Regions from separate parts of the Homo sapiens genome. Here region 1 is linked to region 2. A link is a contact called in ENCODE Hi-C or POLR2A ChIA-PET data. All regions are on one chromosome and are shown on one strand. Each heading gives the region's core, a stretch centred on a gene start or an enhancer-like site at or near the end of the contact. The rest is flanking DNA. Distances are from core to core; before and after follow the strand shown. Region 1 overlaps SYNDIG1 (synapse differentiation inducing 1). Region 2 has its middle 90 kb from the start of SYNDIG1.

The links. A loop is a pair of places that touch in the nucleus more often than their neighbours do. ChIA-PET counts read pairs that join two places held with the same protein, here RNA polymerase II (POLR2A).
Region 1: a map of chondrocyte shows a loop between it and region 2 (2.5-fold over the local background). The contact joins two enhancer-like sites. A Hi-C loop is called at or near these places in 1 of 168 maps with a recorded cell type or tissue (chondrocyte). POLR2A ChIA-PET finds 5 or more read pairs at or near these places in 1 of 52 experiments (activated T-cell).

What each region holds. Positions count from the first base shown.
Region 1 is chr20:24,502,013-24,505,956 of GRCh38, forward strand. The region is part of intron 1 of SYNDIG1 (synapse differentiation inducing 1); the gene reads left to right. Among named protein-coding and RNA genes, the nearest start is that of SYNDIG1, 34 kb to the left of the region's middle. RefSeq lists enhancers at 1,699-2,200, 2,201-2,700. Within about 2 kb of position 1,824, at least 6 of the 41 ENCODE cell types and tissues checked have a DNase peak (open chromatin) inside an H3K27ac peak, as active enhancers do.
Region 2 is chr20:24,378,072-24,381,805 of GRCh38, forward strand. No RefSeq gene overlaps it. Among named protein-coding and RNA genes, the nearest start is that of SYNDIG1, 90 kb to the right of the region's middle. Within about 2 kb of position 1,685, at least 2 of the 41 ENCODE cell types and tissues checked have a DNase peak (open chromatin) inside an H3K27ac peak, as active enhancers do.

The DNA of each region.
Region 1 (3,944 bases), core at 574-3,073, 120 kb after region 2:
CGGGCAGGACGTTGCTGGGAAGATGCCCCTGTCCTGATAGCTGTGAGTGAATGTCCTATACAGTCCCCTAGACGTTCCCACAGGGCTGAGCCCCAGCCACTGGCAGCAGCAACTGGCTTAACCACACATACCCCTCACCTTCTTTCTGTTCCCTACCTTTCTTGCCCCTACCCAGTGCTTTCTGGAACCACCTCCCAAGTGCACTCAGATCCTCGTCGCAGGGCCAGCTTCTGGGAGGTCTTGGGCATCATCCTGGATGCAGGAGTCATAGCCTTGTGGAAGCAGCAGGCCTGTTCTGCGTCATCTGCTTTCTCCCCATCACTAAGTGAATCCTGTCCAGGACAAGTGGCGAGCAGGGCTTGGAGTGTCACGTGGGAGGCAGTGTCTCTTGGGAAGCATCTCTGCCTGTGCATCAGTGCTGCTCTGATTCACAGAGCATCGTCCTGGCCTCTCCAGGATGAATCATACCCCGGGCACAGACAGGAATGAATGTCAGGGAGACAGAATCTCTCAGAATCCTCACCCTTGAATCTTCCCTGCAGAGTTCTGGGAAAGAATGACTTTGAAACAATCATTTATTTGACCCTGGCAGCTATTTCAGTGACTTTTAAGCAAGCTATTTTAGTGATTTTTAAGAGTTAGTGTCATTCCATGGATGTCCCATTCAAATCTTTGTTAAGAACATGCTAATTTGCTTTTCTGGATCAAATGCACATCCTCCAAGTGCATTGCCATTTGGCTTCTGGTTAGGATGGTGTGAAGGCCTTGGGGCTGTCCTCTCTGTTAAAGGAAATAAAATACAAAGGTCACTGAAGAAGAGAAGAGTGACAGTACTGATTCATACAGTGCCTGCTGACGTGTCTGGAAAGCAGAGCGCTGACGTGGGAGTTTTGTCTTTGCATTTATGTTAATTCTGCTTTAAACTCTGGGAAATTAAGTAGATACGAACTTTGGCACAATTATGTTCAGTGATCATTCAAGATGTCATAGCATGAAGCCCATCACACTTCCAAGTTTCAAGGGCCCTTTATCTGGGATGCGTGAATGGACAGATTCATGGTCAGGGTCTCAGAAGCTTTGTGGTCTTCAGCTGAGCTTGGGAAGCAGACTGTGCCCTCATTCTTCTCATTCCTTCTTCTCTGTTGCTCCTTCCTGAGGACTGTGGGGGAAGGCAGGCGTCCCCTGCCAGAAGGCGGCTTGTAATGCCTGGAAATATAGCTGGGGATGCGTTCCTTCTGCACGGTACTTATCACGCAAGGCAGGGCGGACAGGTGGCAATATAACCAGCTAACTAAATGCACAGATGATCCTAACAAGGTGGAGGAAAAAGATCAGGAAAAATGAGATCACACCAAGAGGGAGGTGAGCACCTCAAATATATTTTGGTGTCTAGAGCTGGCTGTGTGCTCAGCAGCAGTGCTGAGAGGGAGACACAATCAGCAGCATGACTCACAGTGTCCACGCGGTAAAAATAGACCAGGGGCTCAGGAGAAGCTCGTCTACTTTTGCTCTGATACGGGATGCAGAGTTCTCATAGAAGCAATGAGCGTCACCCCCAAAATCCCCCAATGGGAATGCCTCCCCAGCCCCCCAGCGCTCCAGTCCCTCTGACCCTTTGCTAGCTTTCCACTGCTCTTATCTGCAGAACTCATTTATTGAGCTCATGATCTCAGCCCCCTGGCACTCCAATCCCCCTGACCCTGTGCTAACTTTCCTACAGCTCTTATCTGCAGAACTCACTCATTGAGCTCATGATCTGCCTCTCATCTTTAGGTCAAGTGTGAGCTTCACAAGAACACAGGCTTCTTCTGGCTGCTTCCCTGCCACCCCCAGCGCCTACTGCAGGGTGCGTACTCGGGCATGACTTGTTGAATGACTGGATTGAAGACATTTCATGAGGATTGCTGCTTACAAAGCAGATCCGTGGGATCCAGGGAGAGCAGGTTTTTTTTTTTTTTTTTTTTTGAGACGGAGTCTCACACTTTCGCCCAGGCTGTAGTACAGTGGCATGATCTTGGCTCACTGCAAGCTCCACCTCCCAGGCTCACGCCATTCTCCTGTCTCAGCCTCCTGAGTAGCTGGGACTACAGGCACCTGCCACCACGCCGACTAATTTTTTGTATTTTTAGTAGAGACAGGGCTTCACCGTGTTAGCCAGGATAGTCTTGGTCTCCTGACCTCGTGATCCGCCCGCCTCGGCCTCCCAAAGTGCTGGGATTACAGGTGTGAGCCACCGCGCCCAGCCAGGAGAGCAGTTTTATGCTTTGCGGACTTTCATTGGTGTGGCTATCTGATGGCTTGTTTCACTGCAGTGTAGATTGTGGCATAGGTAGCCCGGGGAGCAATGAAGTCGCACATAATAAAGAGACCCTATGCGTAGCAAAAAGGCTTAAAGGAACCCCTGGAAAGAAAACAGGGAAAGACAGGACAGAGATGCAGCGAAGGAAACCCAAGCCCAAACAAGCCCGACTGAGCTCCCTTGGCCCTCTCTGGATGCCACCCTCACCCTGGCTCTAGGTCTCCATCTGTGGCTCGGAGGCTGCCTGGGGGCTGGGACCTGAGGCTGTATTGTCCCTGTGGTGGAGCATGGATGTTCTTAGTTTTCAGTTTTCTTCAGAATGAATCCGGATCCAAACTTTAAAATCTGTAGCTCATGAAGAACAGCTTCTACTTCAAAGAAGGCCAGTCACGAGGGAACATAGAGAGTTGGGAGATGTCAGAGTTGAGACGGAGACTAAACGGGGGTTGGCATATGCTGGCTCTCATGAGCTACGCAAAAGCCTTTGGTCTGTGCCCCGGGAGCTGGGTCACTGAAGAATTCCTGCAGAGCTGTCACAGAATCAGTTCCCCATCTGAAAGACCCTGTGACTGCTGCAATAGCCCAGTAAGGATGTGGGGAAGCAACTAGGAAATCGTTGAAGTGGCCTGGGTGAGAGGATGGTAGCTTGGTCCAGGGTGACAAGGGGGAAGAATCAGTAGGACTTGTTGATGCTTTGATTTTCATGGAGGAGGTGGTGAACAGATCCCAGGTGTGGGGCAAGGCCAGGTGAGCCGCGGCAGGGCTGTTCACAGACGTGGTGGGTGAGGAGCCAGCAGAGGGTCTGTGCGTGTCCAGCTTGCTAGCTGAGTGGTCATCGGCACAGGGTAGGTAGGTGGCACCGCGGGCTACAGGGAGATGAGCTGGAAAAGGCTGAAGAGAGGACCTGGCAAAGAGTCATTGAGAAGTCATTGGGAAGCAGGAAAACCAGCCAAGGGTGCGCAGCCAGGGGAGCCCTGGGGAAATTCTCTCAAGGAGAAGGAAGATGCCCAGGGTGTCATATTTGTCTGAGGTCAGGCCTGGTGGGCAGAGGCGGTCATCCTCTGGACTCACTGGCGTTTAGGACCCCCTCAGCGGGGAAGAGGGGGGCTCAGAGTGGCTCCTACATATCCAAACCCCAGATCTGCCCCCCTTACTCAACCTAGCAGCTAAATTGGGGTGGATTTTAGGAATCCACATGGATTGTTCCCTTCTGGGGTTTTTGTAAATGGCACTGCAACATTTTTAATAAAATTTAAATTGCAGAGCAGACTGGGTCCTCATTCTTAGGCAATCTTAGGTGGCTTCCGCCCATATTTGCTGTCTTCATGTTTACTCCACTCGCCCAGGTCAGCTGTTTATGCTGTCTGGATGCCTCTCAGTGTTCTCCTTAGGAGACCAAGTCCTGGACATCAGGGCACAGTGGAGCTGGGACTTATTTTAGAAGATCAGAAATCCGAATATAGAAAGTGGGATGCTAGACTTTCCCCTTGCAGCACTTGAAGCAAAGTTGCAAAAAATCCTGACAATAGAGACATGCCATTAAAAGAGTTGAAGCATTTTCAGTTGTCTCATTCTCCCTATTCTGCCAAATTCTGTGGTTTGGTAGTAGCTAGATGCAGTCATGAAAACAACACTGCTAAGGGGA
Region 2 (3,734 bases), core at 435-2,934:
ATATATGTGTGGATGTGTGTATATATATATAGTGTGTATATTTGTGTGGACATATATACTTGTGTGTGTATATAAATGTATTTGTGTGTGTATATGTATGCATATGTATATATGTGTGTGCATATATTTGTGTGTATATATATTTGTGTGTTATATGTGGGGGTATGTGTGTGTATATATAGTGAGTATATTTGTTTGTACATATATATTAGTGTGTGTAAATATGTGTGTGTATATTTGAATATATAACTTGTGTGTATGTAAAGTGTATATATATATTTGTGTGTATATATGTGTGGGTGTGTATATATGAGTGTATATATAGTGTGTGTATATGTATGGGCATATATTTGTGTGTACATATGTGTGGGTGTGTGTATATGTGTGTGTGTATGTATAGTGTGTGTATTTGTGTGTATATTTGTGTATATATATTTGTGTGCATATATGTGGGTGTGTGTATATATACAGTGTTTATATTTGTACATATATATTTGTGTGTGTATATGTGTGTGTATATATGTGTGTATATTTGTGTGTATAGAAATGTGTGTGTATATGTGTGGGTGTGCGTGTATGTATATATATATATATATAGCATGTATATTTGTGGGTATATATATCTATGTGTGTGTAGTATATTTGTGTGTATATGTGTGTGTGTGTATGTGTGTGTGCATGTGCATTTGAACTGACAACTCCCCGGCCCAGCAGCAAGGCCCCTATGCAGACCTCCCCATCGCACAAGCAGTCCTGTGTTTGCAGATTACCCCCAGTTGCCCTGAGCTCTGAGCTCCATGTGCCGCCAGCTGCTCACAGGCAGACAGCTAAATGATGAGACTGGAGTCCCATCCCAACTCTGGTGCCATCTGATCCCACATTATTATTCTAATTCTGGGTTAATTTTGGTGCCTGACTTTTTAAATTATTATTATTGTCCTAATTATTTCCTTGAGAGTTCAACTCTTTACTGCTTGACTTTTATAAAGAAATTATATTCAGCCTCAAATTATAGCATTTGTAAATAAATGAATTTTAACTTAATATATGTGAGCTACAATTAGTCACATTTTCCAGAGGAACCTATGCCAAATATCTGTTTTATAGGAATATTGTGTCACGAATTTCTCTCCTAATTATGGTTCTGTCTCTCTCTTAACCATTTCCCACCCCACTTTCTAGCTGTCTTTCCACCACCTTCCTCCCCTTCTTTTCTTCACAGCGTGTAATCTCACTTCAAGGTCTGTCACTTCTCCTTTCTCAGAAGCCTCTCTGAGTTTTACAGCCTCTCCTTACCTCCCCGCCTCTCCCTGGACCTCTCCCTCTGTCCAACACCATTCTCCTGGACTCAGTTACTTCCCTTCTTGCCTCTTGCCAAACTCTCTGCTATTTTTCTTTTGCCAGCATATTCTTAGCCTATTTTCTGCCCCCAAATTATACATTCTCTCTCATTCCCTCTTGATATCTTGACCTGAGTTTAACTTCCATTTTACGGGTGATGAAAGTGAACTGAATGTTAAGTGCTTTAGAGGTGACTCATTGTTTTGGCTAAAGTAGCTTTTGGTCCAGACATTAACATGTATGATAAAGACTTTCTGGGGATTCATCCCAACATTCCCACTCATCAGAAAAGCTGGGCTGTGGGATGCTGGAGACAAGCCGCAGCTCAGCAGAAGGCAAAGACAAGGCTGCCGGGCTGTGGAATCCATGCCCTGGGAGTGGCTGCTGGGCAGGCTTCCATGCAGCTCTGGTGAAACAACACATAGAGACTGTGTGGCTCCAGCTCCCCTCGGTCCCCTGAGGATGCACTGACCTGCTGCAAATAAAATGACATCCTCCAAGCCCAATTTAAGATTACAGCTTCCAAACCCATCCTGAAATTTCTCCAGATGTCCTTCTTATTCATTTGCCCTCCTGCTCCAGGGAACATCATTTTGGTTCCAGGACTTGAACTATTCATTGAGCACAGGCAACCAAAGCAAACATGGACAAATGGGATCACATCAAGTTACAAAGCTTCTGCACAGCAAAGGAAGCAGTCAACAAAGTGAAGAGACAACCCACAGAATAGGAGAAAAAATTTTGCAGACCACCCATCTGACAAGGTATTAATAACCAGAATATAGAAGGAGCTCAAACAACTCCACAGGAAAAAACCTAATAATCTGATCATAAAATGGCAAAATATCTGAATATATATTTCTCAGGAGAAGACATACAAATGGCAAACAGGCATTTGAGAAGGCACTCAACATCATTGATAAACAGAGAAATGCAAATCAAAACTACAATGAGGTATTATCTCCCTCCAGTTAAAATGGCCTCTATCCAAAAGACAGGCAATAACAAATGCTGATGAGGATGTGAAGAAAAGTGAACCCTTGTACGCTATTGGTGGGAATGTAAATTAGTACAATCACTATGGAGGACAGTTTGGAGACTCCTCAAAAAACTGCAAATAGAGCCACCATATGATCCAGCAATCCCACTGGTAGGTGTATGCCCAAAAGAAATTGAAGGTGTAAGCTTGGACCATGCACCTGACTTAGACCTTGGCATCAGCCTTCATCATTCTTTGTTTTCTGCCCCAGATTCATTCTACAACTTTTTCTGCCACGCTGTGTGCTCGAGGAGGATACATGCAGACCACGAGGCTAACTCCAGACTTGCAGGTTTCTGGTTAGGTCTGACCAATAGGCACCAGAAGAGCACTGGAGAGCAAGAGTAGAGAGAAACCAGGTGTTTCTTCCTGAATACTTCCCCGTCCCAGTACCTTGTCCTGATGGTGACTGTGTCATCTGCACATGCAGCTCCCACTGGATGACCTTTTCCACAGCTCACAGCTCACCAGGCTACAGTAAACTTCTCTCACTTTCTGTTCACGAGGCCTTAAGGACAGTAACATAACCTCCTGTCGCTGCTGGCTGCAGGTGCTTAACCACACCTGATTTTCTTCCATAACGCTGTTCCTTACCTCTAAATGGTCCTTTCACTAAAGTCTCTTCATTTAAACCAACTGGGCGAACTCTGTATTGTTCCCTAAACCTTTCCAGCTTCCTGCTACCATCACACCTAACTTTCTATGGGAAGAAGCCCACTGTGCATTAGGCTGTAGCCCTGGGGGGCCACTCACGTCAGGTCCCTTGCATTAATTCCTCTCCATCTGGCAGTGAAAGAAGTGAGAAAGAGGTGCTCTCTTCTTGACCTAAGAAACATGGAATCTTGGGTACTTCAGGTAAGGGTAGCTCTCTATCTGCAACTTCCAATTCAATTTGGACTTTAGATCCCATCTCACTGATTTAGCTGGAAACACATCTCATTAAGTCTTAGAGTGTTACCAATGGGAATTCATCGTGTTTCCAAGCTCTTGAGCTACAAAGTAGCAGGAAGAGGTGTGTGGGGTGAGAAACTCAGGCATCCTTATCCACCTGCTCAGGCTTCCACGGAAGGCCGCTGCCCCTGCCTTTGGGATAGATTTATGTCCATGGCCACAGCAGAGTGAGAGAATCTGTGAGGTACCTCATGTCCCAGATGCATCTTTCTGGGGCCAAGCTACCTCCTAGCTTGCTACAGAGAATCCAGCAATCTTCTCCACTGCTCTAAGTTGGAGAGACCTCCCTTGACTCCTGGACAGCTCTCACTCCCCTATCAGCCTAGGAAAATCTCCTCTCTGTCTCTAGTATCAGAGAAGTTCCTTGCACCCTTGTTTCTCCCAGGACCCTTGGCTTCTGCCA